4 separate regions of the Homo sapiens genome follow, and regions 1, 3 and 4 are each linked to region 2. A link is a loop called in an ENCODE intact Hi-C map of the cell type or tissue named here. Cell type or tissue: GM12878. All regions are shown on one strand. Each heading gives the region's core, and the rest is flanking DNA. Links, peaks and the distances in the headings are about the cores only. Region 1 overlaps IQGAP1 (IQ motif containing GTPase activating protein 1). Region 2 has its middle 32 kb from the start of ZNF774. Region 3 overlaps CRTC3-AS1 (CRTC3 antisense RNA 1). Region 4 holds the start of LOC124903555 (a long non-coding RNA gene).

What was found. A loop is a pair of places that touch in the nucleus more often than their neighbours do. Peaks named below come from ENCODE experiments on the same cell type or tissue, not always from the same donor. Only the 100,000 strongest peaks of a DNase experiment are listed, where the experiment ranks them.
Region 1: it touches region 2 in a loop (2.9-fold over the local background); 6 of 110 quality-filtered maps call a loop at or near these places.
Region 3: a loop joins it to region 2, with 2.9 times the contacts of the local background. A loop is called at or near these places in 22 of 110 quality-filtered maps.
Region 4: it touches region 2 in a loop (3-fold over the local background); 26 of 110 quality-filtered maps call a loop at or near these places.

Annotation. Positions count from the first base shown.
Region 1 is chr15:90,417,733-90,423,093 of GRCh38, reverse strand. All of the region lies in intron 2 of IQGAP1 (IQ motif containing GTPase activating protein 1), which reads right to left. Among named protein-coding and RNA genes, the nearest start is that of IQGAP1, 32 kb to the right of the region's middle. RefSeq lists an enhancer at 3,276-3,325. In GM12878, for the core only: no CTCF peak of the experiment used is centred there; a DNase peak (open chromatin) is centred at 3,203; H3K27ac peaks cover 2,143 bases.
Region 2 is chr15:90,317,537-90,322,897 of GRCh38, reverse strand. No RefSeq gene overlaps it. Among named protein-coding and RNA genes, the nearest start is that of ZNF774, 32 kb to the left of the region's middle. RefSeq lists an enhancer at 2,735-2,844. In GM12878, for the core only: a CTCF peak has its summit at 2,699 (motif pointing left); a DNase peak (open chromatin) is centred at 2,687.
Region 3 is chr15:90,690,694-90,696,054 of GRCh38, reverse strand. The region is part of intron 2 of CRTC3-AS1 (CRTC3 antisense RNA 1); the gene reads left to right. Among named protein-coding and RNA genes, the nearest start is that of CRTC3-AS1, 24 kb to the left of the region's middle. In GM12878, for the core only: a CTCF peak has its summit at 2,180 (motif pointing right); DNase peaks (open chromatin) are centred at 2,194, 3,484 and 3,804; H3K27ac peaks cover 3,035 bases.
Region 4 is chr15:90,595,675-90,601,035 of GRCh38, reverse strand. All of the region lies in intron 3 of CRTC3 (CREB regulated transcription coactivator 3), which reads right to left. It overlaps LOC124903555 (a long non-coding RNA gene), which reads left to right and starts at 5,058. Exons shown (of 2, transcript XR_007064758.1): 1 at 5,058-5,145. LOC124903554 (a long non-coding RNA gene) reads right to left here and starts at 2,009. Exons shown (of 2, transcript XR_007064756.1): 1 at 1,922-2,009; 2 at 231-728. RefSeq lists enhancers at 2,545-2,839, 5,007-5,076. In GM12878, for the core only: a CTCF peak has its summit at 2,686; DNase peaks (open chromatin) are centred at 2,735, 3,115, 4,835 and 5,043; H3K4me3 peaks cover 1,452 bases; H3K27ac peaks cover 3,476 bases.

The sequences.
Region 1 (5,361 bases), core at 225-5,224, 100 kb before region 2:
TACTAAATCACAGAATCAGAAAACCTGAGAGCCAGGAAGCAAATGCACTTCTAGGGAAAATCCCTTTGTTTGTTTTTAATATAATATATATCTAAAAATGGCCAGGCACAGTAGCTCACGCCTGTAATCCCAGCACTTTGGGAGGCCAAGGCAGGAGGATTGCTTGAGCCCAAGAGTTCAGGACCAGCCTGGCAACACAGCCAGACCCTGTCTCTACAAAAAATTTAAAAATTAGCCAGGCGTGGTGGCACATGCCTGTAGTCCTAGCTACTTGAGAGGCTGCAGCAGGAGGACCGTTTGAGCCCAGGAGGTCAAGGCTGCAGTGAGTTATGATCGTGCCACCATACTCCAACCTGGGCAACAGAGCAAAACTCTGTCTCAAAAATTATATATACAAACTCTGTCTCAAAAATTATATATATATATATATATACATATATATATATACATATACATATATATATATACATATATATATATATATGAATGAGACAATTATTAAACATTTCTGAAATGTTTATATTTTCCATGTTATTATATAGTTTCTGAAGACTTTAAGTTTACATAAAAATTTAACCAAGTCCTTAATAAGTCACCTATCTTAGACATTTATGTCATTTCTAAATGTTTTCAACCATTAAATAATAGTGCAAGGAATATCTTTGTGCACGGTGTTCTTCTTTATTTAGAATTAATTCCTTAGTAAAGGTCCTTAGAAGTACAACTCCAAAATTAAAAATATAAACATTGAAAAAGAATCTAACTGGCCACAAGCCTGCTCAGAGGCTAATAATCTATTTGCACTTCCTCCCATTTACAAATAAGAATGAGGCTGATCCAAGGTCATCCAATAGCTAGTGGCAAAGATGGAATAACAAGACTGATTGCTAGGTTTAGAATCCTCCTCACAGTATCACTCTTGCTCTCACTATATCACCTGAAAAGCCAAAAGGGGTTGAGCTCCACAGGCTGTCTAAAAAGGGAAAAATCGCAGAAATACCAAGAAGGAAAAAGGCTGGTATCTCTCCACATTCTGCCTACTTTTTAATAATTAAAGGTATTTTAGCTTAACTAAATCCACCAGTGATTCTCAACTTAGACACAAAACCTTTCTTATAAAACTTAAATATTTAGAACCGGTGCAGTGGTTCACGCCTGTAATCCCAGCACTTTGGGAGGCCAACGCGGGTGGATCACTTGAGGTCAGGAATTGGAGAAAAACCTGGCCAACAGGGTGAGACCCCGTCTCTACAAAAAATACAAAAATTAGCCAAGTGTGGTGGAGTATGCCTGCAATCCCAGCCACTACTTGGAAAACTGAGGCATGAGCTGAGATTGCATCACTGCACTCCAGCCTGGGCAACAGCAGAGCAAGTCTCTGTCTTAAAAGACAAACAAACAAACCTGGCTGAATTCATTCTCCTACTGAATACTGTGTTCCAAGTATGGTCTGACCAGCCTGAAATGGAACAGGACTATCACCTTCTTCATTATGACACTCCATAACCACAAAGCCTCAGCTTAAATTATTTTATTACACTTTTTCAATCAACAGAGACTCCTTTTTTCCCCAAATATAGAGCTGCTAAACCATATCTCTAGCTTTTTTTTTTTTTTTGAAACGGAGTCTCGCTCTGTTGCCCAGGCTGAAGTGCAGTGGCATGATGTCAGCTCACTGCAACCTCCGTCTCCCAAGTTCAAGCAATTCTCCTGCCTCAGCCTCCCAAGTGGCTGGGATTACAGGCTTGTGCCACCACAACCGGCTAATTTTTATATTTTTAGTAGAGATGGGGTTTCACCATGTTGGCCAGGTTGGTCCTGAACTCCTGACCTCAGGTGATCCACCAGCCTCGGCCTCCCAAAGTGCTGGGATTATAGGCATGAGCCACCACGCCCAGCCTCTAGCTTTTTTATAAATTTAGCTTTATGAAGACTTTATTAAAAAAAATTTTTCTTTGAGATGGAGTCTCGCTTTGTCGCCCAGGCTAGAGTGCAATGGCACGATCTCAGCTCATTGCAACCTCTGGCTTCCGGGTTCAAGCAATTCTCCCGTCTCCTCTGGGTAGCTGGGATCAGCACACCCGGCTAGTTTTTGTACATCTTAGTAGAGACGGGGTTTCGCCATGTTGGCCGGGCTGGCCTTGAACTCCTGACCTCAAGTGATCCGCCCACCTTGGCCTCCCAAAGTGCTGGGATTATAGGCGTGAGCCACTGTGCCCGGCCTATAAAGACATTTAAAAATAAAACTATGGCTGAGGTGGGAGGGTTGCCTGAGTCTGAGAGTTTGAGGATGCAGTGAGCAGTGATCATACCACTGCATTCCCAGCCTGGGCGACAGTGAAACTCTTGTCTCAAAATCAATCAATCTATGCACAAAAGAAAAATCACTGGCCAACACAACTTTTCACCAATTCTCATATTTAACCCTGTCCTAGCAATAATCATAGAATCTCAAGGATGGAAGGCTCATTAAAGATCTTTCAGCCCATCTCAATTCCTCCACTCCCCTCACATGTTCTACTCCATCCCCAATTTGATGTTCCCAAAACATCTCAGCCAAATCAGGAAGCAGGCTGAGCCTGAATACTGACAGAGAATCAAACATTCAAGGTAACCTAGTTCATTTCTGGACTCCAGTAGTCAGAAGGTTTTTGCTAAGCCGGCATCAATTCTCTACTGGCACCCTAAGCTGCCTCCTGGAGCAAGAGAACGTAAAAATAAAAGCATAATGTGAGTAGCACTGGCCATGGACTTGGAAAGATCTGGTTCCATGTCCTGTCTCTCGCACTTACCGAGAAAGACAGCAAGCCACTTGACCAGTTCTTTCATTTGTTAAAAAAGGCTAACAGGATCTTCCAAGGTTTGTCATTGAGGATTAAATAAGATTGCAAGTGAAATAGAGCTAGCACAGTGCTTGGCTGGGTATTGAAAAAAATATTTGTGCCTTTCCTCCTATCCCCTCATGATGAGTCACATGCTGACAATTCCATAAGTAAAATGATTCCAGCTCCTTCAAGCACTAGTCATAAAAACAGAATAATAATAGCACCTACCCACAGAATGTTTATGAGGATTAAAGAGATGATAGTACATATAAAATACTAAGAACAGTGCCTGGCACAGAGTAAGTACTCAAAACGTTACCAGGTATTATATTAGCAGTGTTAGACATCATCTCTGCCCCCTCACGTCTTTTGCTCATCTCTGAACTTTCTCCAACTGAACACTGTGTTCCAGGTATGGTCTGACCAGCCTGAAATGGAACAGGAGTATCATCTTTTTCATTCTGACACTGCATAACCACAAAGCCTCAGAATAAATTATTTTATTATGCTTTTTCAATCAACAGAGACTCGTTTTTCCCCGAATATAGAGCTGCTAAACTTTATAATTCCATATTTAAATCATTATTTGCACTAATCTCCACAACATACCTTCATGATAGACTCGACCAAAACCACAAGTAGAGTTCAGTAACAAAACTCTTATATTTTTTATGTTTTTCACAAGAGATGTAACAAGCAGACAACAGGGTTCTTAATCTCTCCTCTCACATGGGATATTAAATATAAATATTCAATATTTTCTCTTCAAGTTTAACCCCAGAACTGCTTTAGCAAATCTCACTCAAATGCAAAATTTTTAAAAAGGTGATGTCAGATCTGAAACACAAGTACTAAACAGGAAAGAAGTAACATAGAATGACTCATTTTCAATATAAATGACACTTAAAAAATAATCTTCACACCATGTGGCAGACATGAAGCCAAATACTTTACATGCATTATTATCTCAATCTTTGCAACAACCTCTGAAGTATTATTGTAATTATTTTACAGATAAACTGTGGGTTCCAAAAAGTATATTCCAAGATTATCTGGCAAGTAAACTCTCACTTGAACCCAAGTTGGTGTGATTCTGAAGCCCATACTCTGGCTTTTTTTTTTTTTTTTCTTTTTTGAGACAGAGTCTATGTAGTGGTGTGATCATGGCTCACTGCAGCCTTGACTTTCAGGGTTCAAGCGATCCTCTGGATCCTCCTACCTAGCCTCTCAAGAAGCTGGGGTCACAAGCATGTGCCACAACACCCGGCTAATTTTTGCCTTTTTTTGTAGAGAAAGGGTTTCACCATGTTACCCAGGGTGGTCCAAACTCCTGGGCTCAAGCCATCCACCTGCCTTACCCTCCCAAAGTGCTGGGATTACAGGCGTGAGCCACGAACCAGTATGAAGCTGATACTCTTAATTGCTACAGGATACTTCCTCCTTCAACAATAACAACAGTTACGACCTACTGAACATTCCCTTACAAATGCTCAAGTTCTGAAATTGGGCTTCCTGAAGTATCCCACACCACAATATATAACCTCATTAACAACCCTTACTTCTATCAAGCACTAAGGGAGAGGCCTAGTATTACACATTGGTGAAGCTGATACAATTAGTACAAAAATGAATGCTTATACAAAAGGCTATCTTTAATTACAGTCTTTTAATTTTTTTTTTGAGACAGTGTCTCGCTCTGCCACCCAGTCTGGAGTTCAGTGGCCCAATCACACGGCTCACTGTGGCCTCAACCTCCTGGGATCAGTGATGCTCCCACCTCAGCCTCCTGAGTAGCTGGGACCACAGGTGTGTACCACCACACGAGGCTAATTTTTAAAATTATTTGTAGAGACAGCAACTCCCTATGTTACTCAGGCTGGTCTCCAACTCCTGGGCTCAAGGGATCCTTCCACCTCAGCCTCCCAAAGTGCAAGGATTATAGGCTTGAGCCACTCTGCTCAGCCTACATAGTAATTCTTATACCTTTTCATATTTATTCTATTTTTTAAAGTTTTTTTCCTAAGTATTTTAAGTCAATTCCTCAAAAAAAAAAAGGTGTCTATTCTGACACCCACGTATTCATTCAGGAAACATTTCGAACTGACTACTGTGTGGAACACTTATCAGTGGTATAACGTTGTGCTGAATACCAGTCAGCACCTTCAAGGGAATTACTCTCTGGTAACAGTTATGCTTTAACAGCTAGCTACAATAGGAGATGATATCTGAACTAGGCTTTGCTCAAATAAATTCTATTTCCAATAGTGAAAAATGGGAAAAGGAGACATGTAACATAAAGGAACAGCATAAAAATACTTAGGAATCCAACTTACAAGGGATGTGAAGGACCTCTTCAAGGAGAACTACAAACCACTGCTCAATGAAATAAAAGAGGATACAAACAAATGGAAGAACATTCCATGCTCATGGATAGGAAGAATCAATATCGTGAAAATGGCCATACTGAGCAAGGTAATTTATAGATTTAATGCCATCCCCATCAAGCTACCAATGACTTTCTTCACAGAATTGGAAA
Region 2 (5,361 bases), core at 196-5,195:
CTAGTTACTCACACATTTTAAGTTGAAAAGAGGCCTGGAACCAAGTGTCTTTAGATAATAGGAAAGTCTAATTACTTCTAAATTCCTCAGATAAGGAGTTTTTGTCTCTGGAGCCTGCTGGATGGTCACCAGGGGATTTTGCTTGCTTTATTTATTTACTGACAGTGTCTTGCTCTGTTGCCAAGGCTGGAGTGCAGTGGCATGATCATAGCTCACTGCAGCCTCTACCTCCTGGGCTCAAGCAATCCTGCCGCCCCAGCCTCCCAAGTGGCTGAGACTACAGGTGCAGAACACCAAGCCTAGCTACTTTTTAAATGTTTTTGTAGAGACAGGGTCCCCGTATGTTGCTCAGGTCGGTGTCGAACTCCTGGGCTCAAGTTATCCACTCACTTCAGCCTCCCAAAATCCTCTACTTGCTTCTTTTTTTTTTTTTTTTTGAGATGGAGTCTCACTTTGTCGCCCAGGCTGGAGTGCAGTGGCACAATCTTGGTTCACTGCAACCTCTGCCTCCCGGGTTCAGGCGATTCTCCTGCCTCAGCCTCCCAAGGAGTTGGGACTACAGGTGCGTGCCACCATGCCCGGCTAATTTTTGTATTTTTACTAGAAATGGGGTTTTGCCATGTTAACAGGCCAGGCTGGTCTTGAACTCCTGATCTCAGGTGATCCACCCGCCTCAGCCTCCCAAAGTGCTGGGATTACAGGCGTGAGCCACTAAGCCCAGCAGTCCTTTACTTTCTTATTAAATGTGCTTTCTCTTCATTCTGTTGGCTTGCTCTTGAATTCCTTCTTGTGCAAAGCCAAGAACCCACGTGGCCTCCCAGGTTGACTGAATCCCAAAATTGGGGGTTCAGCCTGTGACAAAAATATTCATAAAACTATAAATTAAGCAATATATTTATTGAGAAAACACTTATAACAATATAGCAGACAATAGATTGGTATCTTCAATAAATAAAGGGGTCATACAAATGGATTTTAAAATTAAGATCCCAATAAATAAATGAGTAAAAGGGCCAGACATGATGGCTCATGCCTGTAATCCCAGTACTTTGGGAAGCCAAGACAGGAGGACCCCTTGAGCCCAGAAGTTGGAGGCTGCAGTGAGCTATGATTTTGCCACTATGTTCCAGCCTGGGAGCAGAGCAAGACTCCGTCTCTAAGTAAATAAATAAGTAAAAACTGCTAACAATTTATAAAAAACAGAAATACAAATTTTAAAATGTTAATTTATACTAGTAATTAATTGATTTTTTTTTTAAGATGATAATTTTGTTCTTGTTGCCCAGCGTGGAGTGCAATCGCGGGATCTCAGCTCACTGCAGCCTCCACCTCCCAGGTTCAAGTGATTCTCCTGCCTCAGCCTCCCGAGTAGCTGGGATTATAGGCACATGCCATCACGCCCGGCTAATTTTTTTTAATTTTTAGTAGAGACGGGGTTTCACCATGTTGGCCAGGCTGGTCTCGAACTCCAGACCTCAGGTGATCCTCCTACCTTGGCCTCCCCAAGGTGCTGGAATTACAGGCGTGACCCACCACGTCCAGCCTAATTGCAAATTAAAACATCTTTTTTACCAGTGCACTGATAAGAGAGATTTATAAAATTGTTTTCATTACTTTTGATTAGGGTGCAATTAGGTGTGCATTCCTTATGGTACTTGGTGTTGATAGTACACAATGATGCAAGCTTTCTAGGAAGTTTTTTGCAGCATGAATAAAAAGACTTGCAAATGTTTTTGACTCAGTAATTTCAATACTAGGTCTCTTATAAGGAAATAATCAGAAATATATATAAAAATATATAAGAATAGTCAATACAGCAAAAAACAAAATGATCAGTGTCTAAAAATAAGAAAATTATTACAAAATTACAATAGAACCCTATCATGAAAAAAGATCATTCAACCACTGCAAATAATGCTTATGAAGAATTTACAACGACATGGGAAAATACTCAACATACATTGCAGTACATGAAAAATCAGGACATGGACCTATATGTTTTATGTTTGCAACCATATAAAAATATGTGTACAATATATTCATATGTAGCAGATACTCTGCTGAAGATGTAACTTGTGAGTTTTATTTTCACTGCTTTTCCAAAGAATGCCAGAAAGTCTGCCCCCGGGTAGCTGACTCCCCACGGAGCTCCCCTTCCTCTAGGGAAAGTAAAAGGAATTTAGCTGTTTTAAGGGCTGGTCCTCCAACTGGAGACAATCAGGCTCTATTGTCAGAGAAGGTAGGGAACCCTTGACCTACCTTTATGTATGAAAGGCACACCAAGGATGCCTAAAAACCAATTGGAAGTCGCTCTTCGGGGAAGTTTGTAGCTCTATGGTCCGGGAAGGAATTAGAACAAGCCCATTTGGGAATGATAGTAGAGGAGTTAAAATTTTAAAAAGTAAAAATAGAACAAGCCCAGTCTGGTTTAAGGGTTGAAAACACCTGGGCAAGAAAGAAAAAGTTGTTATTGTCTGGAATGGGTGTTCCTCTGAGCCAGTCCTGACATAGTGCTGGGGCTGGCGGCGGGCTTGCGGGGCGAGGCTTTGCGGGGGCCTGAAAGGGCTGGGTACTATGAAGCCCTGGGAACTGGTAAGGACTCTGGATTAGCTAGTGCGGGGACAGAGGAAATTCTTCCTCTCTGGCCAGCAGTTACCGCCTTGGTGGGAACGCGCAGGAGCAGCGAAGAGTGACACCTTGTGGTGGTTAAGAGCAAGGGCAGAAACAGCCACAGACCACCGCTAGGGACTCCTGGGCTCCGCTCCAAAGGGTATGAATGTCCACAGGACTCCTTTGTGCATGACATATGCCTCAGGTTCCTGGGCAATCCCAGAGAAGGAGTAGCTCTAAGAAGGAGGTAATTGGCTAAGTCAGTAGTTAAAGGATAGAGCTAGTTTTTAGAAAAAGTTTTAAATGCATCTTGATTGTTATGGTACAGCTGGCCACTGCTGGGGCTCAGAAAACAATAGCCTAAAATGAGAACCTCAGCAGCAGCTTCGTAAGCAAACGTTTTCCTCTGACTTTCTCTTCCATGCCTTTCTCTCAGTACCATTCTCCCCTGCGGTTACCCATAGAAATCAGAGTCCCTTTTCCCTATAGTCAGCCATAAAACTTAAAAATGCTACTCTAGGCCGGGTGTAGTGGCTCACACCTGTAATCCCAACACTTTCGGGAAGCCGAGGTGGGCAGATGACATGAGGTCAGGAGTTCGAGACCAGCCTGGCCAACGTGGTAAAACCCCATCTCTACTAAAAATACAAAAATTAGCTGAGTGTGGTGGCGTGTGCCTGTAGTCCCAGCTACTTGGGAAGCTGAGGAAGGAGAATCGCTTGAACCCAGGAGACAGAGGTTGCAGTCAGCCGAGATCGCGCCACCGCACTCCAGCCTGGGTGACGGAGTGAGACTCCATCTCAAAAAAACAAAACAAAAAAATGACTCTAATTTCCCCTCCACCTTTCTGTGTCAAACTGCCCATAAAGAAACTAACTGGGCCGGCTACAGTGGCTCAGGCCTATAATACCAGCACTTTGGGAGGCTGAGGCGGGCAGATGACACAAGGTCAGGAGTTTGAGACCAGCCTGGCCAACGTGGTAAAACCCCATCTCTACTAAAAATACAAAAATTAGCCAGCCATGGTGGCGTGTGCCTATAGTCCCAGCTACTCGGGAGGCTGAGGTGGGAGAATGGCTTGAATCTAGGAGGTGGAGGTTGCAATGAGCCGAGACCATGCCACTGCACACTAGCCTGGGTGACAGAGCGAGACTCTGTCTCAAATAAAAACAAAACAAAAAAATTATCTAGGTGGGTGCAGTGGCTCATGCTTGTAATCCCAGCACTTTGGGAGGCAGAGGCAAAGGTTTAATTGAGCTCAGGAGTTCAAGACCAGCCTGGGCAATATAGGGAGACCCCCTGTCTTTACAAAAATAGAAATTAAAAAATTTGCCTGGTGTGGCGGTGCACCCCTGTGGTTCCAGCTACTTGGGAGGCTGAGGTGGGAGGATTACTTTAGCCCAGAAGGCTGAGGCTGCAGTATGCCGTGATCACGACACTGTACTCCAGCCTGGTGACAGAGCAAGACCCAGTCTCAAGAAAAAAAAATTATCTGACTTAACTTGTTTGACTGTAGATCATAAGACCTCCATTCCCGGCAGGTCCCTGCCCCTCACCCAGAAGGAAGGAATGCTGCAGAGAAAGTCCAAGAATCTGGAGAGACAGGCTGGGCTGGGTTTCCCCACTCAGTCTATTAGCAGTAGACCATATTCTTTCTGTCCATATATATATATATTTTATTTTATTTTATTTATTTTTTTATTTTTATTTTTTTTTGAGATGGAGTCTTGCTCTGATGCCCATGCTGGAGTGCAGTGGCACAATCTCAGCTCACTGCAACCTCTGCCTTCCAGGTTCAAGCGATTCTCCTGCCTCAGTCTCCCTAATAGCTGGGATTACAGGCACATGCCACCACACCCAGCTAATTTTTGTATTTTTAGTAGAGATGGAGTTTCGCCATGGATAGAGGTATTTTAACTGGGGTGAGATATATCTCATTGTAGTTTTGCTATGCATTTCCATTATGAGTAATGAGATGGAGGATATTTTCATAACTGTTGGCCATTTGTACGTCTTTTTTTTTTTTTTTTTTTGTCTGAGATGGGGTCTTGCTCTGTCACCCAGGCTGGAGTGCAATGGCATGATCTCAGCTCACTGCAACCTTCGCCTCCCGGGTTCAAGTGATTCTCCTGCCTCAGCATCCCAAGTAGCTGGGATTACGGGTGCCCACTACCATGCCCAGCTAATTTTTTTGTGTTTTTAGTAGAGACAGGGTTTCACCATGTTGGCCAGGCTGGTCTTGAACTCCTGACCTCAGGTGATCCGCCCCCCTCAGCCTCCCAAAGCATTGGGATTACAAGCGTGAGCCACCGCGCCTGGCCCAATCATATTTTTACATGGCTCTCCATACTTTGTTAAACCTAAGCATAAAAATGGACAATTCCACCTGTATCTTTGAATCTTCATTAATTGTATACTTGTTAAATAAATCTGTGTGCTTTTTCTCTTATTAACCTGTCTTTTCCAAGTTGATTTTTCAGGGAAACTTCAGAAGGCCAAGAAGAACTTATCCTCTTGGCCTCTACACCATACGCATATACATTAAAAAAAAAAGGGGCCAGGTGTGGTGGCACATGCCTGTAATCCCAGCACTTTGGGAGGCCGAGGCGGGTGGATCACCTGAGGTCAGGATTTCGAGACCAGCCTGGCCAACATGGCAAAACCCCATCTCTATTAAATTAAAAATACAAAAATTAGCCCTGCTACTCGGGAGGCTGAGGCAGGAGAATTGCTTGAACCCAGGAGGTGGAG
Region 3 (5,361 bases), core at 192-5,191, 370 kb before region 2:
AGTCTGGGCAACATGGTGAAACCCTGTCTCTACTAAAAATACAAAAATTAGCCAGGCATGGTGGCGCATGCCTATAATCCCAGCTACTCAGATAGCTGAAGCAGGAGAGTTGCTTGAACCTGGGAGGTGGAGGTTGCAGTTAGTCGGTGATGACTGTTGAGATGTAACACCAGCAGCATGATCCGTGACAGAATTAATAAGGTGGACTTTATTAAAATTAAAATTTTCTGCTTTACAAAAGACACTCTTAAGAGAACAAAAAGACAAGACAGACTAGAAGAAAATGTTTGCAAAAGATATATCTGATAATGGACCATTATCCAAAATATACAAAGAATTCTCAAAACTTAACAATAAGAAAACAAACAACCTGATTAAAAAATGAGTCAAAGGCCTGGCATGGTGGCTCGTACCTATAATCCTAACACTTTGGGAGGCTGAGGCAGTAAGATTGCCTGAACCCAGAAATTCAATACCAGCCTGGGCAATATAGTGAGACCTCGTCTCTACAAAAAATATAAAAATTAGCTGGGTGTCGTGGTGCAGGCCTGTTGTCCCACCTACTTGCTAGGCTGAAATGGGAGGATGGCTTGAGCCCAGGAGGCGGAGGTTGCAGTGAGCCATGATTGTGCCACTGCACTCCAGTCTGGGCAATAGAGCAAGACTCTGTCTCAAAAAACAAAAGCAAACCCAAAAATATGCCAAAGACCTTAACAGACACCTTACCAAAGCAGATAAACAGATGGCAAATAAGCATATGAAAAGATGCTCCACATTTCCCTTTCATCAGGGAAAAGCAAAATAAAACAACAATAAGATGTCATTGCATACCTATTAGAATGGCCAAAGTCCAGAACACTTACAACATCAAATGCTGGCAAGCATGTGGAGCAACAGGAACTCTCATTGCTGATGGGAATGCAGAATGGCATAGCCACTTTGGAAGACAGTATGGTAGTTTCTTACAAAACTAAACCTACTCTTGCCATATGATCCAATGTTGGCTTTGAAAACTTATGTCCATACAAAACCCTGCACAGGTATTTATAGCAGCTTTATTCATAACTGCCAAAACTTGGAAGTAACTAAAATGTCCTTCAGTAGGTGAATGGATAAATTGTGATACATTCAAACAATGGAATATTATCCAGCATTAAAAAGAAATGAGCTACCAAGCCGTAAAGAGACATGAGGAAAACTTAATTCCATAATGCTAAGTGAAAGAAGCCAGTCTGAAAAGGCTACACACTGTATTATTCCAACAATATGGCATTCTGGAAAAGACAAAACTGTGGAGATGGTAAAAAGATCAGTGGTTGCCAGGGGCTGAGGGCAGGAAGGGATGAATAGGCAGAGAATAGAGGAGTTTTAGGGCAGTGAAAATACTCTGTATGATACTATAATGGTGGACACATGTCCTATATATTTTTCCATTTGTCCATAGATTGTACAACAACAAGAATGAACCTTAATATAAACTATACACTTTGAGTGATGATGTGTCAATGTAGGTTCATCAGTTGTAATAAATGTAGCACTCTGGTGGGGGATGTTGTTAATGGGGGGGATTGTGCATGTGTTGGGGGGGCATATGAGATATCTCAGTGCCTTCCTCTTAATTTTGCTATGAACCTAAAACTGCTCTCAAAAAAATAAAGTCTGGCCGGGTACAGTGGCTCACACCTGTAATCTCAGCACTTTGGGAAGCCAAGGCAGGTGGATCACCTGAGGTCAGGAGTTCGAGATCAGCCTGGCTGACATGATGAAACCCTGTCTCTACTAAAATTACAAAAATTAGCTGGGTGTGGTGGCGCGCGCCTGTTATCCCAGGTACTCGGAAGGCTGAGGCAGGAGAATCGCTTGAACCCAGGAGGCGGAGCTTGCAGTGAGCCGAGATTGCACCACTGCACTCCAGCCTGGGTGACAGAGTGAGACTCTATCTCAAAAAAAATAATAAAATAAAATAAAGTCTTTAAAAAAATAATCTTTGGCTACTTCAGCCATTTTCTCCCTTCTCAGGCCATGGCTTTGGTTTCATCCTCAACCTCCAACTAGGTTCCTCTGACAACTTTTTTTTTTTTTTTAACATTTCTCTGCTCCAAAACCAGACCCCAAATTCAGGGAGGAAATTATGTAGAGGCTGATGGTCTTACACCCAGATCACCTGTGGTTTTCCCCAAATGGCCACTTGATGGCACTCAAGAATCTTCTTCTTGTTCACATGATTCCTGGAATGGCTCATGTGAAATAAAGGGGGTATGATGAATGAAGGACTTTTGATAAAAGTCATTAGATGCTATGGATATGTTCCAGTGTGTTCCATTGTAGACCACAGTACTATCATGTCTGCCTTTTTTTTTTTTTTTTTGGTAGAGATGGGGGTCTCACTATGTTGCCCTGGCTGGTCTTGAACTCTTGGGCTCAAGCAGTCCTTTTGCCTCAGCCTCCCAAAGTGTTGGGATTATAGGTATGAGCCACTGCACCTGGCCTGTCTCTGCCATTTTTTGACAGATAATGGAACGGCATGATTCACAACAGTATTATTCTGTTAATTTCATCCAGATGAAAAAATACTGATCACATAAATAGAAATATATGTTTAGAGATGTGTAGAACTATCACCATATACAAAATATACTACACTGTCATCATCAAAGAGTTGTTAAAAGTTTTCCTACTCAAATTTGAAATATCTGCCAGGCATGGTGGCTCACACCTGTAATTCCAGCAATTTGGGAGGCTGAGGCAAGCAGATAACTGGAGCTCAGCAGTTCGAGACCAGCCTTGGCAACATAGCAAAACCGCGTCTCTACTAAAAAATTAAAAAATTAGCCGGGCATGGTGGCGTGCACCTGTAATACCAGCTACTCAAGAGACTGAGGTGGGAGGATGGCTTGAGCCCGGGAGGTTGAGGTTGCAATGAGTCAGGATCGTGCCACTCACTCCAGCCTGGGCAACAGAGCAAGAGTCTATCTCTAAAAAAAAAAAAAAGAAGAAGAGGTCGGGCGTGGTGGCTCACGCCTGTAATCCCAGCACTTTGGGAGGCCAAAGCATGTGGATCACTTGAGGTCAGGAGTTCTAGACTAGCCTGGCCAACATGGTAAAATCCCGTCTCTTCTAAAAATACAAAAATTAGCTGGGCGTGGTGGCAGGCACCTGTAATCCCAGCGGGGCCGAGGCAGGAGAATCACTTGAACCCGGGAGGTGGAGGTTGCAGTGAGCCGAGATCGCACCATTGCACTCCAGCCTGGGGGACAAGAGCGAGACTTCGTCTCAAAAAAAAAAAAAAAAAGAGAGAAATATCCTTGTCCTTTAATACAATGAGACACAAACCTCATAGGTCAAATGGGAAAGGAAGTCTGTGAAGGCTTTCAGATGCAACAAGACTTTGACTACTGACTTTCACTATAGAATCAGCGGGTGGGGGGGTATAAAATGACAAAATAGAATTTCAGAAACTAAATTGGTCAAGATGTGTGCAGAAACCTGATTCAAATGGCCTAGATAGTTCCCAGAGTTCTTGCAAGTATAAGATGCACAGCTGTCAAAGAGACATTCTCATCTTGAAATATTAATGGGTTGGCCCATGACACGTCCCTCTATACTCCCAGGGGAACCCACTTAAAAGCAATAATATATTAAATGATATCCTCCTAAATTAGTACAAAGCATTCTATAAAAAGCGTGTCAAGGCCTTCTTTTCACATGTCCTACCGTGGCAGATGCTGTTGGTGCTTCACCTGTATCCCCCTGGATCCCTTTTACCATTTCTGTCCTGTTATCCTCCACTTTCTGTGACCTTTGTTTCCAGTGGCTTGTACCTGAGGGCATCACACCTGGTCTGCTGGGGTTGCTGTGCACACCAGCATATAAAGGGAGTGAGAATGGCCTGAGAGTTTATGTGTCCTTCCTACCTGTGTTCATAACCACTGACTGGTGCAGGAAAGCCTGCACTTTCACTGATGTGAAAGCCCAGCTCCCTCACTGCAGTGGAACAAAACTATAAAGTGTAATTTCCCCTTCAGAACTCACCTCTGCATCAGGCTGAGGCTGGGACATGGCCAGCATCAAAGCCTTGCTTGGCATCTTCCTCTTCCTTTACTTCTTTTCTGCATTCCTTTAATTGTTTCTCCTGGGAGCACTTCCTTAATAAATCATTTGCACATTGCTTCTGTCTCAAAATTTGTTTTCGGGAACCCAACCTAAGAAACCAACCATCCCTGATAAACCATGCTGCCATGTGCAGCCTAAAATTGGGATACACATCCTAAAATTGGGATACACATCCTAAAATTGGGATACACACCAGAAAAAAAACTTCGTTGAAACATTGCTAATAGGGGCCTTTGGCCTTGAATCCATGACTGCAAAAATACTTCTCTAATGTGGGCAGGGAGGGGAATGAAGAGACAGAGCAATGCTGCTTAGAGCTTTGCCCTTGACACAAAAACAGGAGCTGCCAGGGAAACAACCACTGCAATCATTTGTGCTTCATGAGGAGCAGCCACCAGGGGCTGTTGGTTGTGATTCTGTTCTTCTTGCTATGGAATGATCCTGGATCTCTGTTTGTTTGTTTGTTTTTTGTTTGTTTGTTTTTAAGAGTCTTGTGCTGTCGCCCAGACTGGAGTGCAGTGGCGGGATCTCAGCTCACTGCAACCCCTGCCTCCTGGGTTCAAGCGATTCTCCTGCCTCAGCCTCCCGAGTAGCTGGAATTACAGGCGCCCACCACCATGCCTGGCTAATTTTTGTATTTTTAGTAGAGACAGGGTTCGCCATGTTGGCCAGGCTGGTCTCGAACTTCTGACCTCAAGCGATCTGCCCACCTCGGCCTCCCAAAGTGCTGAGATTACAGGCTTGAGCGCCCGGCTTTGGATGTCTGTTTTAACTTCCTCTTCAGTTGAAGGAGATTGGCAATCCCAAAACAAAGATACTTCACCAATCCAAACAAGTTTGTAAAAACCCACTGCCTCCTGAAGTCTTTGGCACTCACTTGGCTATAACTATAATTTTCTCATTCATCATCTCACCAGACTAAGAAAACAATGCTATTCTTTGACCCAGCAACATGCTAAGAACTTGTGTGTCTTTTCTTGTCAGTTATGCTCACATGGGACTCACAGTTACTGGAAGACATAACATGAAATATAGACAATTTCAGATGAGCAAAAGCTGAGAGAATTCATTTTCATCAGATTTGCACTACAATAAGCACTAAAGATTGTTCATCAGGCTGAAAGGCAAAGATATCCAGTGACGGCACTCCTTGGTATTTACCCAAAGGAGTTGAAAACGTATGTCCACATAAAACCCTGCACAGATATTTATAGCAGTTTTATTCATAACTGCCAAAACTTGGAAGCA
Region 4 (5,361 bases), core at 309-5,308, 280 kb before region 2:
TCCACAATTTGGGGACAATGGTCTCTTCTGCTCTTGTCTTCCCTCCAGCTTTCTGAGTTCCACAAACACAGCCTGTATTTTCCTGCCCCTCTGCCTTTGCTAAGGCCATTTCCCCTTTCTCACCTCCTATGTGGAAGGTTGCCTCCTTATCACTCACCCAAACCAAGCCCATTCCTTTTGTCTCCTGGATCACTGATTGGATTAAATATACATTCGGCAGTTACCAATAATACTTTTCATCCCAAACTTTTATTTCTTAAGGTGGAAATAATAAAGAAGATACAAACTACACATTAAGACAGAAATTTGAAAACAGATATCTAAGCACCTACTGTGTGCCAGGCCTGTGCTGAGTTCACACTTTATTTAACCTCAATCCTGAGAGGCAGATATTTTCCCCATTTTATAGCTGAAGAAACTGAGGCTCAGTTCTAGAAGAGCTGAGAAATCCAAGATCAGATAGCACGCCTGGTGGATCAGGGGTCAGACCCACAAATCACTGACACCAAAGCCTGAGAGCTCTCCGCTAAGCTATGCTGCCTCTCAGGAAACAGTGAACTATGCCAAATGCCCCCAGAAAATAGAAAATAGTACCTGGAGTGTTCTGGGAAGGATGGAGGCTATAAGAGAAGGTACCATCTGCTCGGGCTCAGGAGGAAACAGGAGCCTTGATGGAGTGGGGCCCTATCCTGCAGGCCTGGGCTGGGCAGCTCAAATAAATACAGAATCTGGAATTAGGAAAACGGAGGCTCTCATGAGTTCTTAGTGATTTGGTGGGAAATGTCTTCTTTGCCAGGAGAGGCATTAGGATTGCAAGTTTCATCTTCTATGTATTCGTTTTCTTTGACAAGTCTCATTATCTTATTTCTTAATTTGACCTTAAATCAATAAAATAAAACAGATAATTTCCAAAGAGAGACATTTCTTCAACATTCACTATTAGGCTTAAGGTACATGAAGTACAGATGAGGCAAGACCACAGTAGGAGGTAGGAGAGGAAAAGGTGATAAATAGTAAGGCCCGTGACAGACAAAACCTGTCAGTATTTCTGTTGGCAAAGCCATTAGGGAGGAAACACCGAGCCTCAGAACCTACGGTTATCTGCCTTTCTCTTTTCTGCAGATTTGATGAATCTCTGTTCAGAAACGCTTAATTTCAGGAAGTAGAAGTTTACCATTTTTCTCAGTACACTGCCATCTTTAAACTCAGTATCTCTGATCTCATAGTACTGATAATACAAATTAGAATGCAGTGGTGTAATAGTCACGTAATCATCAAACGCTGGTGATTTCAATGTTGAGGTGTAAGTTAGCATTTTAACCTTCCTGATATTAACAACATGAAAATATAGTAAATTCCTGGAAATTTTTAATATAATTAGGTTGAGGCATCAAAAGTTGAAAGATGTGACCTCTGAGCTCTCTTAATTTTCACTCTCATCTAATTTAGTGGATATTTGAAAACCCAAGAGAACCACTCATGTTATACACTTATACTTAATGCAAGGAAAATCTAGAAGAAGTTTATTTGTTCTTTGGAAAACTTCAGAAAACTTCATTCAGGTGGCTTTAAACTACTCCACAACACTGACATGCCCTAAGTAACAACCTCGAGACAAAGGAAACACTCTTATTTATAAACTTGAATTTACCATTTACTCAAGAAACATTTCTGGCATCCCTGCCAGGTGCCAGCGTGCCAGCGGAAGGGCAGCACAGGTCACAGGGCTTTTAACAACCACATCAGCGCCTCCTCCATTGCTTCCTTAGTTAAGCTTAGTGAAGCCTTTGGCTCAAGGAAGATTTCCACATTAAAAAAGGAAGGCAGGGAGGAGGGATGATGAAAAAGATAAACAAAGAAGAGGTGGCTGCAATGGATGGAAACAAAAATTAAAGTTAAAAAAAAAAATCCCCACACTCACATGGATCTTTTCTTATCCCTCTGTGCACTCCTTTCCGCCCCTTTGCCTTCCGTCCTGATGTTCCCTGGGGTCCTGTGGCCTCGCAGCCTCAGGCCACACCTGCCTGCATTGCTCTGAGAGGCAAAGGATGCTCTCAGGATCCCTGGGCACCAGGCAGAGTGTGAGCAGGTGGAGGGGGTGGCGGGAGCCTCCGGGCACAGGAGCTTTAGGAGGCGCTTCCTAAGAGCCTCAGGGCCAGTGCCCGTCTTCCTGGTAGAGAGCCCCTGTCCTCCATGCTCGCCTTGGCCAATCGCATCCTTCCCTCGGCCCCACTGTCACCCACAGTCCAGTAACTCATAAATCGACACCTCCAGCTCCCAACAGTTCTTTTGTGAACTCCAAGTGCATACTTCCAACTGCCTACTCAAGTTCTCTGCCAAAAGTACCCAAGACAGCTCAAATTCTACCAAAAATCCAACCAATCACTGTCCCCTTAATCTGTTCCTCTTCTTATAGTCCATCTCATTTAGTGAGGCCACCGTCCACCAAGACACTCATGTTAGGATCTCAGAGTCATCCCAGTGTGTTCTCTCTCTCCCCAAGCCTCTGCAGTTCTGTGCAGGAAAATCTTCCTCCTCGAGTTACTGCCTCAATCCATCAACACAGGGACTGCTGTTCCTCTCAACCTGTGGAGTGTTAGAGGGAACAGTTCTTACTCTTCACCAAAGGAAGGGGAGCAGCTCTTCTTCTTCTGATAAGAGAGGACATCAGTTGGCCAGTTTACCAGTGGGTGGGGTTACTGAGCCACAGAAGCTGAAAACAAGACCCGCCCTGGCCCTTTCTTTGTGCTGCTTGACCTGCGGCTGGGTGAGCAGGCCCAGGGTTCCCTTCTCTTGGCTTCCCGTCCCTGTGCGGTCAGTGTACCTGGGCAGGGCTCAGGAACTGCCTTGTCGGGGCAGCCTGGAAGCCAGTCATTTCTCTCCTGCTCTGGAACTCTGTGTTCTGCCAGGGACACAGTTTGTGGGGCAGGCCTGAGACCTTCCATGTAGCTGGTGGGGTAAGTGGGCTCGGAGTCTGGTTAACAGAACCCACCTACCAAGACAAGTTTCAGGGTCAGATTTAATATATAAAACTGGCCACAATTTGGCTCCTTCCTGATTGCTCAGCCATGTGTTTATTGTCATTCTACTTCTTTTTGTCCCTTTACCTCTAACTATGTCCCACTAGAAGACATCTTAAAGTGAAACTGTAAGGGAGGATATGAGTGGCATCTTTTTGAGTCCTTGCATTTATAAGAACATCCTGTTTCCCTCAGCAAATGAGAGGCAAACAGGTTGCATGTGGTATTGTGAAGTCAGAATATTTCCCCCTTAAAATTCTAAAGACCAATGTTTCCTTGTCCTTCAAGATAAGACGGGTGTTAGGTAACAGTTGGATTTTGTGATCACTTAAGTTTTGAAATTCTGGGTTAAAGATAAGAAGTTTATTAACTGCAGGACTTTTCAGAGCCCTGATATATACGGTCAGGCTCCAAGAGGTGATACAGAGTATGGTGTTTCTCAAATGTAATAGGCCATGCATCTCAAAGAAACAGTGTCCTATAAACCAATGTCCTAACATTTTCATCTCATTATGATGAAAAGAATCAAAGCAAGGCCCAGCCCAGAGAGGAGAATCATTCCTAACTCTAGTAGGTCTTAGGCATCTCTTCACGACCCTTCACGCTGGTGAACTCTTGACTTCCTTTCAAGGAAGGCATTTCGTGTTTCCTTCTGAGCGTGTCATCCACAAGGCTGAGAAAATATTTTATTTGCTATAAATTTATGTTAATAGTTCAGAAGTTTAGCAATGGTGTTTGGGACACGGCACGTCTGCCAACCTTGATGAGTGAGAGTAAGAAGGGCTGCTACAGACTGCACATCTGCAGAAGGGCAGAAGAGCTTCTCTTCCAAGTGCCCGAGCCCAGGCCCCCAGCCAGGAGCAAGCCCTGGCAGTGCCTCTCCTCCGCCTGTGTGGGGCTAGGCCAGGGCCCAGCTGCAGCTGTGCCTTGGTCTTGTGTGGCCACCCATGCCAAGGGCAAAGCCCACTCCAGAAGGAATCTCCTGTGGCAGAGCTCTGCGTGCTGTGGCTGCCCACTCTGAGAGGAGGCCAGAGTATTTGTTAAACAATGTTCGTTTTATTTGAGATCACCCTATCATAGGAGTGAACCCTTAAAACCCTTGTCTAAGCCAGTGTGTCTTAAATAACACCCAAGCCAAGAAACAGCTATAATAATTCTGATTTTTTCCTTTTGTTCTAACAAAGATTCAAACTAGTGTTTTATACTTTCAAATGAAGAAACTTCATTTAAAAAGTCATAGACAAATGTTCAAGGCCACAATTTTAAGCAGATTATTTCACAACCAACAGAATGCAGGTCGTGAAAGCAAAGACGGAATCACAGCCCTCCTCCTCCAAGTGGAATAGATTAACACCAAAATAAAATCATCCCATTTCACGGACCCTTGATTCCTCAAAAGAGACTGGGCTAAAGAACTTTCTTTGCATCAACCGATGTCCAGTCCCAGGAACCCAATTTAGGAGCTTAGGAGACCACAGAGACATGGCTCATGATCAGTGAATCTGACTCATACTGTCTAATAACTTTAATTTCTCTGCATATTAACTTGGTTTTTGTTTCTCCTTCCTTTAGGAGTTGACTAGCTTTGCTTATGCTCTCAAGTTGATCCATACAGTGCCAGATTATACCCTATCATAAGAGATAGGGTCCCCTGAACACAAGAAGTCATCTCCCCTTCTGGGTAGGACTTTGCACCACATTCTCTTCCCTCTGCCTGGAACATACCTCCCAACTGCTTTACTCTCTTAAATCTCACTCATTACCATCTAAAACCATTTTCCTTTCTTATTGCCTGTTTGCTGTCATCTCCCACAGGACTGTGAACTCAAGAAAGCAGGAAGTATGCCTCCCTTATTCATCACTGGGTCCCCAGTGCTTAGAACAGTGCCTGGCACAGAGACGGGGCTCTGTAAAGATCTGCTGAATGAACACTTTATCCTCTTACTTCTTATCCTTCAAGCCTCAGATGTTCCCCCAGGATGCCTTCTTCGTTTCCCCAGACTAGTTCAAGCTGCACCTCCGACGTGCTCCCACAGCCCCTGAGCTGCCTCCCTGCAGACGCCATACCTGCCGTGGCTGCTTGTTTGCTGAGTAGCCTCTCCCACTGAACCCTGGGCAACTTGAGGTCAGGGACCATGCTGTTTACTGTTACAGTGAATTAAAATGTCTAAAACGGTGTCTGACCACTAGCACATACTTAACAAATAATTTTTATAAGTGAATAAACATTCTCCTCTTTTTTCTTCAATTCCCTTCTCTATTTTGGTTAGTAAAACTATATGCATGCTTATACATTTAGACCGTACTTCAAAAGTATCTGAGATAGCCACATATACATACA